Regions from separate parts of the Homo sapiens genome. Here region 2 is linked to region 1. The links are chromatin loops, found by intact Hi-C in ENCODE. Cell type or tissue: gastrocnemius medialis. All regions are shown on one strand. Region 1 overlaps ATP9B (ATPase phospholipid transporting 9B (putative)). Region 2 overlaps ATP9B (ATPase phospholipid transporting 9B (putative)).

Region 1 (5,000 bases):
TATTTGAGGGTAAATTAATTTTAAATATGAATTTAAAATCTTTAAAGCTACACTGCCTTTTACTGTGATTCCTTTTTTAGCCCACCTTTTTCTTCAGTTCAACTTATTTTCTGTCATTTTTTCATTTCAGTCTCCACTTTATTATTTCTTCCCATCTATACACCTGTTACTTTTGGCTCGTCAAGCTCTTTACTCAGGGTCTTGGTTCTGCGTTGGAGCGGCCTCCTAGTTTTGCAAGCATGGTTTGGAATGTAGCCCTGAAGCCTCGCTGCTGGGTCTGTGTCCAGGCCTTGGTGCACACTCGTGTGTCCCTCAGCCTCTTCACCCTCTCCACCCTCCCCTCTCTGAAGTGGGCTTGCCAGGAACAAGGTCATGCTCATGCACACGTTGCTCTTAGGAAAGTACTTGCTACATGACAGATGCTCAGTAAATGTTAGCTGTAATTTTTATTTTTCTATAAAAGGAAAGGTTTTCAGTGTGGTAATTTTTCAGCCCTACCCTGATTGCTAGTCAAGAAATGGTCATTTTGTAACTAGTTTGTGCAAGGCAGGAGGTTCTGTACTGTCAGCTACCACGTGGCCTAGAAATTCTTCCAGTTTCCGCTGTGTGGGCATTCCTTCTCTCCCTCTTCTTTTCTTTTCCCTGTTCCTCTCTTCCTCTTCTCCTTTCTTAAAAAATAGTCTTCTAAATTTGCTTATTGTTGGCAGAATATATCTCATAATTGAAAGGGTGTCTTTGGAGTTTTACAGAATTGGATTTACTTCTTGCTGCTTACCATGTTAGCTTTTCAACCTGATGTAAAAGTGTTCTTTCAGTGGCTGGTATTTTCCTGGTGATTAATACATGCTGAGTCCTCCCCTCCCAATAGGGATTCACGATAGCGGTTCTAGCTCCAGCTTGGAGAACATTGACCACATGGTAGGCACTTGTCTAAAACTCTACGTGTATTATGTCTTGAATCCACACGATGGCTCCCGGGGAGAAGAGTGCGTTCCCGACTGTAGAGCCGGGGAGATCACAAGGCATGGAGCCGTGACACGTCTCAAGACAAAGCGCTGCTGATAGTGAAGCTCCTGAGGACGTTTTCCTTAGATTTGGTATTTATTTCTTTGTTTGTTTATTTATTTATTTATTTTTTGAGACAGAGTCTTGCTGTGTTGCCCAGGCTGGAGTGCGGTGGCGCAATCTCGGCTCACTGCAAACTCCGCCTCCCGAGTTCACGCCATTCTCCTGCCTCAGCCTCCCAAGTAGCTGGGACTACAGGCGTCCACCGCCACGCCTGGCTAATTTTTTGTATTTTTATTAGAGACAGGGTTTCACCTTGTTAGCCAGGATTGTCTCATTCTCCTGACCTCGTGATCCGCCCGCCTCTGCCTCCCAAAGTGCTGGGATTACAGGCGTGAGCCACTGCGCCCCGCCAGATTTGGTATTTAAACATCCAATTAAGACATAACATAACAGGGAAATGAAATATATACTTAAATATTTCTGAGTGTTAAATGCTAGTTTTACAAGAATAAAATTCAGGAGAAGGTTTTGAGCAAGCTACACTGGGCGAAAGGTAACATGTAATTTATCCAGGGGAAGCCTCGGTATTGATACATGTTGAATGGAAGAGAATTGTGACATTGGTCTCTGAACAGAGACGGAAAGGTGGAAATTATTGTTTATTGCTGGTAAGACTGTTTTCTGACGGTGACATCACAGTGTTCTTCTGTTGCTTAGTAAACCAACAAACTTTTGGGCTTCAAAGAAGGCTGGTGCAAACAAAACGGTAAACATGTACAGGGGAAATCTCATCTCATCCTTTACCTGAGCTTTGTTGGATTTCTTCAGGTAGCAAAAATGTTTCTAACACTCAATTCTGACAGCTCTCTGAGTAGAAGCCATATTGGGACATTGATACATTGGAGTTCGTCGTCAGCAGAGAAATTGAGCTGCAAATACATATTTTTGAATGAGTAGTGGTTATCGGTCAGGATAGGCTGAGTCATGCTCTGATAATAAAGTGCCTCATACTCCGCAGTGGCTTCCCCAGCGTTGTGTTTCTCATGTTCCAGGTCCGGCCAGGCTGGCAGCTCCTGCTGGTCATGTTTTCCTCATGTTCTGTATCTGGCACAGGCTGGCAGCTCCTGCTTCTTGTCATGTTTTCCTCGTGTTCCATGTCCGGCACAGGCTGGCAGCTCCTGCTTCTTGTCATATTTTCCTCGTGTTCCGTGTCTGACGCAGGCTGGCAGCTCCTGCTGGTCATGTTTTCCTTGTGTTCCAGGTCTGGCCAGGCTGGCAGCTCCTGCTTCTTGTCATGTTTTCCTGGTGTTCCATGCCTGGCACAGGCTGGCAGCTCCTGCTTCTTGTCATGTTTTCCTTGTGTTCCTTGTCTCACGCAGGCTGGCAGCTCCTGCTGGTCATATTTTCCTCGTGTTCCGTGTCCGGCACAGGCTGGCAGCTCCTGTTTCTTGTCGTATTTTCCTTGTGTTCCTTGTCTGATGCAGGCTGGCAGCTCCTGTTGGTCATGTTTTCCTCGTGTTCCGGGTCCGGCACTGACTGGCAGCTCCTGCTTCTTGTCATATTTTCTTCGTATTCTGGGTCCAGCGCAGGCTGACAGCTCCTGTTGGTCATGGTCACTCAGGGCCTGTCTTGGAAACACATTTCCATGACCACTGGGATAAGAAAATACTGATGTGGCCAATTACATACTGACTGATTCTTAAGGCTTTGCGAGCGAGTGATATGGGTCACATTTCATTGGCCAGAACAATTAAAAGGCCTTGGCCAAGTTCAAGGAGTCAGGGAGTTGCACTTCTAGCTCGTGTGCAGAAGGAGGGAGAATTGGAAATACTTCATGAGCAGCAACAGCCACGAACAAGATTTCCCAGGGCTTTTACACAGTGTACGAAAAAGAGGAACCTTGCAGAACCCGGAAGAATACCAATATTTAAGGGATAAGGAGAGGAAGAGAAACCAGGATAAGAATAATGAATGAGGAAAGCATTTTAGGGAGTGGCCAGTAGTCAACAGTGTGCTGGGGACAGAGAAGATCATTTGGAGTGAAAAGTAGAAAAGAGGTTGGTAATTTTAGCAACGAGGAAATCTTGGTAAAATTAAAACTGACAGTACGTTTATTAGGGTGGGACTCAGGTGCAATCACAGCTGGAGGACTCTTCCAAGGGTTTGGGGGAAGGAGAGAGTGCTGTGTTGAGGGAGCCGGGTCCAGGGTGAGGGAGAGGGAATTCTGAGCATATTTACCAGGCAGCCCAGAGCATGGCGGTGGCAGTGCTGATGAGAAGTGGACTGATTGTGCTGTAAGGGAAGAGATTTTATTGATTTTGGTTTTTTTTTTATGGTGAGAAAAATCCATATCACAAACCTATTAATGTTTTTAGTAAAAGAATAGGGGGTCTTACAAATAAAAATATTAATCATATGGAAGAATAAGTTTAGTGGGCATCCAGTAGTAACTTAAACAGGATAAGATTACTGAAAAGAAAATCATATAGAATTACATGGCCACCACAGGAACTATGGCATTACTTCTTTCATTTGTAGAAAATATTTCAAGTCTATCAGTATGTCACTCTTTCTGTCTCCCTCCCCTCTTCTCTTTCTTTCTCCTCCCTCTCCTTCCGTCCTTTTTTCTCTTTATATTTATTTCCTTTCTTCATTACAGTGTGTATAGCAGGACCCTGACAATTCACAAAATTGCTTTACGTTCCTGAGGTTAAAAAATGCTTCAGTAAAATCTGATATAAGAAAGAAGTTAATCACAACAACACTTTCGGTAGTGAAATTGATGCAACATGGTAAGACTTTGAGACAGTTCTTGAAGGGCTCAAGAAGACGAGAGCCTAACAATTTAGGCTCATACATTGTTGGCAATGTGAAGGATCCAGCTGTTGTTGGGAATCTTAAATTTAAAATGGTGCCAGTAACCAGGATATGGCTGTTCTGAGGCTGATGTTCAGGAGCCCCAACGCAGAAGCAGAGATAGGCTGCTGGGCTGGTGCAGAGGTTTGCATGTGGACATGTAAGCAGAGAAGGCAGGGACAGCCGGTCGTGATGGTGGATGGCAGTGAGAGGGCTCCTTATGGACAAGGAGTTTTGGAAGCAAAGTAGTTATTGGTGGTAAGACTTCGAGTACAGTGATGAAAATGAGTTGTTGAAGTTTGGAGGCTGTTACAGACACTGGATTATCTAAAATTATAAGCTTTTATATAATATTTTGGAGAGCATCCTTTCCTTCTTACAAATATTTTCTGCCAGGTGCAGTGGCTCACTCCTGTAATCCTAACATTTAGGGAGGCTGAGGCGGCCGGATTTCTTGAGCCCAGGAGTTCGAGACCAGCCTGGGCAACATGGCAAAACCTGTCCCTACCAAAAAATACAAAGATTCCCTGGGCGTGGTGGCATGTGCCTGTAGTACCAGCTACTCAGGAGGCTGAGGTGGGTGGATCGCCTGAGCCTAGGAGTTTGAGGCTACACTGAGCCATGATTGCACCACTGCACTCCAGCCTGGGCAGCAGAGTGAGACCCTGTCTCATTAAGAAAAAATAGATTAATTAAAAAAAATACAGCCACTATTGTAGATTGTATGTCAAGGCAAATTGAGCATCATTTCACATTTTCTAGGTTTATCCAGTAATTGATCTTCTAGGGAGACAAGTCTTATATTCGGTTGCTTGTAGATCTCTTATGTAAATTCAATTTAATAAATACCACATTTATAGAGTTATCTTCTTTATTCCATGATGCAGCAGTAAGAAAGAAGAGAGTGCCCTTTTCTTTTCAGCTGGAGCTGTAGGATGTCACGCCCTCTTGCTGGGCCCTGCTGCCTCTGACTTGCTCTCTTCAGCCTTTGGGCCTCTTGTGCTTTTGCCTCAGTATCTGCAGCGTCCTCTCCCGTTGCCCTCTACTGTAGGTGTGGCCTAGACTAGGAAGTTCCTGGGATATAATTGCCTTAAAAATCATCCACATAATCCCTGCTACATAGAATGGTTAAGCAA
Region 2 (5,000 bases), 120 kb before region 1:
ACATTGGAGAAAATTTTCGCAACCTACTCATCTGACAAAGGGCTAATATCCAGAATCTACAATGAACTCAAACAAATTTACAAGAAGAAAACAAACAACCCCATCAAAAAGTGGGCGAAGGACATGAACAGACACTTCTCAAAAGAAGACATTTATGCAGCCAAAAAACACATGAAGAAATAGGTATTTTCTTATATAACCTTAGTACAGTTATCAAATTCAGGAAATTTAACATTGATACAATGCTTTGTATCTACTTTAAGTTTATATTTCAATGTTGTCTATCATCCCAGTAATGTCCTTTGTAGCCTTATTTTCTCTAGTACTGGATATGGTCACATGTCACATTTAGGTGGCATGCTTTTTTAGTGTCTTTTAATCTGGAGTAGTAGTTCAGTGTTTATCTTTCATTCCATTGACATTTTTGAAGAATGAACATCAGTTATTATACAGAATGTTTCACATTCTGTTTTGTTTGTGTTTCCTCGAAGTTAAACTCAGCTTAAGCACCCTCTGTGGAATACTGTGTAAGTGATGCTATGGCCTTCTCAGGGTGTTTGATTCCTGTTTGATTGATTTCTGGTCTTCCCTTTATTTTCTCTCTTATTTTGTTTGACTTTAACTCGCTTTTCTTTTTCTAGCTTCATAAGATGAATGCTCAGGTCTCCAATATTCTTCCTTTTTCCTTTCTAAAAATAGGTGCATTTAAGTTTTGACAGGTATTATCATTAAGTTCAAAATCTATTTCTTTTTTCTTTTCTTTTCTTTTTTCTTTCTTTTCTTTTCTTGAGACGGAGTCTTGCTTTGTTGCCAGGCTGGAGTGCAGTGGTGTGATGTCAGCTCACCTCAACCTCCGCCTTCTGGGTTCAAGCGATTCTCCTTCCTCAGCCTCCTGAGTAGCTGGGACTACAGATGTGCACCAGCATCCCCGGCTAATTTTTGTATTTTTAGTAGAGATGGGGTTTTGCCAAGTTGGCAAGCTGGTCTCAAACTCCTGACCTCAAGTGATCTGCCTGCCTTGGCTTCCCTTAGTGTTGGAATTACAGGCGTGAGCCACCGTCCCTGGGCCCAAATATTTTCTAATTTCCATTGTCATTTCTAATCTAAATCCATGTTTGATTTATAACTATGTTGCTTGATTTCCAAAGTTAGAGATTTTTCCTAGTTAACTTTTTATAATTATTATCATTTTAAATAGAGACCAGGTCTTGCTATGTTGCCCAGGCTGGTCTTGAACTCCTGAGCTTAAGTGATCCACCTCAGCCTCCCAAAGTGCTGGGATTACAGGCATGAGTCACCATGCCCAACCTGTTTTTTGCAGTTATTTTTTTGTAATTGATTTGTATCTGAATTTCATGAGGCCATTGAATATACTTATAATTTTAAAAAATGGGCCAGGTGCAGTGGCTCACGCCTGTAATCCCAGCACTTTGGGAGGCTGAGGCAGGTGGATCACGAGGTCAAGAGATTGAGACCATCCTGGCCAACACAGTGAAACCCTGTCTCTACTAAAAGTACAAAAATTAGCTGGGCATGGTGGTGTGCACCTGTAGCCCCAGCTATGCGGGAGGCTGAGGCACAGGAGAATCACTTGAACCCAGGAGGCGGCGGTTGCAGTGAGCCGAGATCATGCCACTGCACTCCAGCCTGGCAACAGAGTGAGACTCTGTCTCAAAAAATAAAATAAAAATTTCAGTGTTTGTAATGTGTTGAGACTCGCTTTATGGTTCATCATATAGACAACTTGTAGCAAATTTTCTTTGTGTATTTGAAAATAATTTGTATTTTTCAGTTGTTAAGTGCACTGCTCTGTATGTCAGTGAAGTCATAGTTGTTGGTTGTCTAGTTCAAATCTGTGTTGCTGTTCATGGTTTGCTTGTTTGTCAGTTACTGAGAGACTTCATGAGTTTCTAAACATCATTGTGGATGTGTCTTTCTTTTGGTTAATTTTGGAGTGTGTTATTAGATGATGGACATTTAGGATTATTAACCTTTTCAGTTGACCTTTTATTGTCTTTAATTGTTCCTCTTTTATCTTTAAATATACTTTGTGAAGACTTGTCTAATTTCAATAAAACTATACCAGCTTTTTTGATTAATGTTTGCATGGTATATATTGTCATTCTTTTACTTTTTAAAAAAATTTTTAAAAATTTTGAATTTGGAAATAATTAGCTACAGGAATTGCAAAAATAGTATAGAGGGGTCCTGTATTAGTTCATTTTCACACTGCTAATAAAGACATACCCGAGACTGGGCAATTTACAAAAGAAAGAGGTTCAGTTAGACTCACAGTAGTTCCACATGGCTGGGGAGGCCTCACAATTATGGCAGAAGGCAAGGAGGAACAAGTCACATCTTATGTGGGTGGCAGCAGGCAAAGAGAGCTTGTGCAGAAAAACTCCTGTTTTTAAAATCATCAGATCTCGTGAGACTCATTCACTATCAGGAGAACAGCCCAGGAAAGTCCCACCCCCATAACTCAATCACCTCCCACAACAGGTGGGAATTGTGGGAGTTAAATGCAAGATGAGATTTGGGTGGGGACACAGCCAAACCATATCAGGTTTCTTGTATTTTTGACCCAGTTTACCCCAGTTGTTACATCTTATGTAACTATAATATGAAACCAGGACACTTACCTTGGCACAGTGTGTGTGTGCAGTTCTCGGTGATTTCATCAGGTGTTGATTTTGTAATCACCACTGCAGCCAAGATGCAGAACCATTCCAACCCCACAGGGAGCTTCCTGTGCCACAGCCACTCCTGTCCCTCTGAGCCCTGGCCTTGGAAACCACTCATCAGTTCTGCATCTCGTTTTAATATCAAGAATGTTACATAACTGAAATTACTCAATATGTGATACTTAAAAATTGTTCTATTTTTTTTCCATATTGTAGTGATATCTGTATTATGTGATTTGTTTTTTGAGGTTGGCCTATTTCATTCAACATAATGCTGTGAGAGCCATCCAAGCTGTTGTGTAGGTTGTGTCAAGTTTTTGGATATTAGAAATAAGGCTGCCATGAACAATTGTGTACATTTGTGTGTGTGGATGTGTGTGGACAGAAGTTTTCATTTCTCTGGAATAAATGTCCAGAAACTTCATTGCTGGGTTGTATGGTAAGTGTATATTTAGCTTTTTAAGAAACTGCCAAAATATTTCCCAGAGTTGCTGTACCATTTTACATTTGCACTAGCAGTGTTTGAGAGATCCAGTTTATTGTCACTGTTGTTGATTGTAGCTGTTCTAGTAGATATGGAGTGATGGTTCATTGTGTTTTTCATTCCCATTTTCTTAATGCTAGGGAGGTTGGACATCTTTTTGCCATTTGTGTACTCTCATAAGTAAATGTTTTTCCATCTTTAATTTCTACTTGTGTTGTTTATTATTTTTTTCTTGTTGAATTTGGAGAGTTCTTTACATATTCTAACTATGGGTCCTCTGTCAGACATGTAGTTGGACATATTTTCTTTCTTTCCTTTTTATTTTATTTTTTTTCTTTTTTTTGAGACGGAGTCTCGCTCTGTCACCCAGGCTGGAGTGCAGTGGCTCGATCTTGGCTCACTGCAACTTCCGCCTCCTGGGTCCAAGCCATTCTCCTGCCTCAGCCTTTCGAGTAGCTGGGACTACAGGTGCCCACCATCATGCCCGGCTAAGTTTTTTTTGTGTATTTTGGTAGAGACAAAGTTTCACCATGTTGCCAGTCTGTATCTTGTCTTTCCATCCGTTGAGATTCAGAGAGACTTCACTGGATCCAGTGTTTTTAATTTTGGTGAGGTCTGAATTATTGCTTTTGTTACTTTTGTGAATTGTGCTTTTGGTGTCGCATCTAAGAATTTCACAGAACTCTTTGTTGAAGATGTTCTTGCATGCATTTTATAGCTTTACATTTGAATATTTAAAAAAATTTTTTTGGTGAGGTGAGAGGTTTAGGTTGAAGTTCATTTTTTAGCCAGTGCGTATCCAAATATTCTAATACCACTTGATTGTACATGAGCGGAGCTGTCTGTGGCCTTGGTTCTGTTCTCTTCTCCATCTCATCAGTGTGTCAGTTCCTGCCAGTACCACACAGTGTGCTGTACTGTGGCTTTATAGAAAATCTTAACATGGGTAGGCTAATTCTTCTTACTTTTTTCAGAAATCTTTAAGTTATTCTAGTTCCTTTGCCTTCACTTAGAAATTTTAGAATAATCTTGTTCATATCTACAAAATCCTTACTAGGATTTTGATAGGACTTGTGTTGAACCTATATATTTTATTAGTTTGGGGGGGATTGACATGTTTCCTATGTTGAGTCTTCTAGATCATGAACATGGTACCTTTTGCTCCGTTTTATTTGAAGATAATTTGATCTCTTTCACTAGCGTTTTGTAGTTTTCAGCATGCAAACATTAGATTTACTCCTAAGTGTTTAACTTTTTGGAGTGATCGTAAATGGTTTGGTATTTTAAATTTTGGATTCCACATTTTCTTTGCTAGTGTGTAGAAATACAGTTGATTTTGTATGTTAGATCCTTTATCCTATAACCTTGCTGAACTCACTGGTGCTAAGAGTGGTTTTGTAGATTCCTTGTAATCTATAAAGACAGTCATGCCATCTGCAGATAGCAGTGGTATTACTTCTTCCGTTATGGTCTGTGTGCCTTGCCTTGTGGAGCTGGCTGGAACGTACAGCATTGTGCAGTAGCGAGAAGGGTCACCGTCACCTTGTTCTTTCCCAGGTGGGAGCTGACAGTATTGCAGCATTAAGCAGATATGGACTGTGGGTTTTTTAAAGATATTACTTAACTAAACCAAATAACTATTTGTAGTTTTTTTTTTTTTTTTTTAAGAAATCTATCTTGTATTAAGAAACAAAACAAAGCATTGGCAGGAGAAGTGGTCTAATACATAGTTTTGTCAGACCCAGAAACAGGCTCTGGAGATGTAAGTTGCAGAGTCCTTATCATTGTGGTGATCGTGGAAGCCACACAGAAGGATGATGTTCTTGAAAAGG

The links. Peaks named below come from ENCODE experiments on the same cell type or tissue, not always from the same donor. Only the 100,000 strongest peaks of a DNase experiment are listed, where the experiment ranks them.
Region 2: it touches region 1 in a loop (3-fold over the local background); 1 of 110 quality-filtered maps calls a loop at or near these places.

The regions. Positions count from the first base shown.
Region 1 is chr18:79,216,065-79,221,064 of GRCh38, forward strand. The region is part of intron 11 of ATP9B (ATPase phospholipid transporting 9B (putative)); the gene reads left to right. Among named protein-coding and RNA genes, the nearest start is that of ATP9B, 150 kb to the left of the region's middle. In gastrocnemius medialis, no CTCF peak of the experiment used is centred here; DNase peaks (open chromatin) are centred at 327 and 2,187; H3K4me3 peaks cover 1,444 bases; H3K27ac peaks cover 3,464 bases.
Region 2 is chr18:79,098,453-79,103,452 of GRCh38, forward strand. All of the region lies in intron 2 of ATP9B (ATPase phospholipid transporting 9B (putative)), which reads left to right. Among named protein-coding and RNA genes, the nearest start is that of ATP9B, 32 kb to the left of the region's middle. In gastrocnemius medialis, a CTCF peak has its summit at 2,732; a DNase peak (open chromatin) is centred at 2,629; H3K27ac peaks cover 2,840 bases.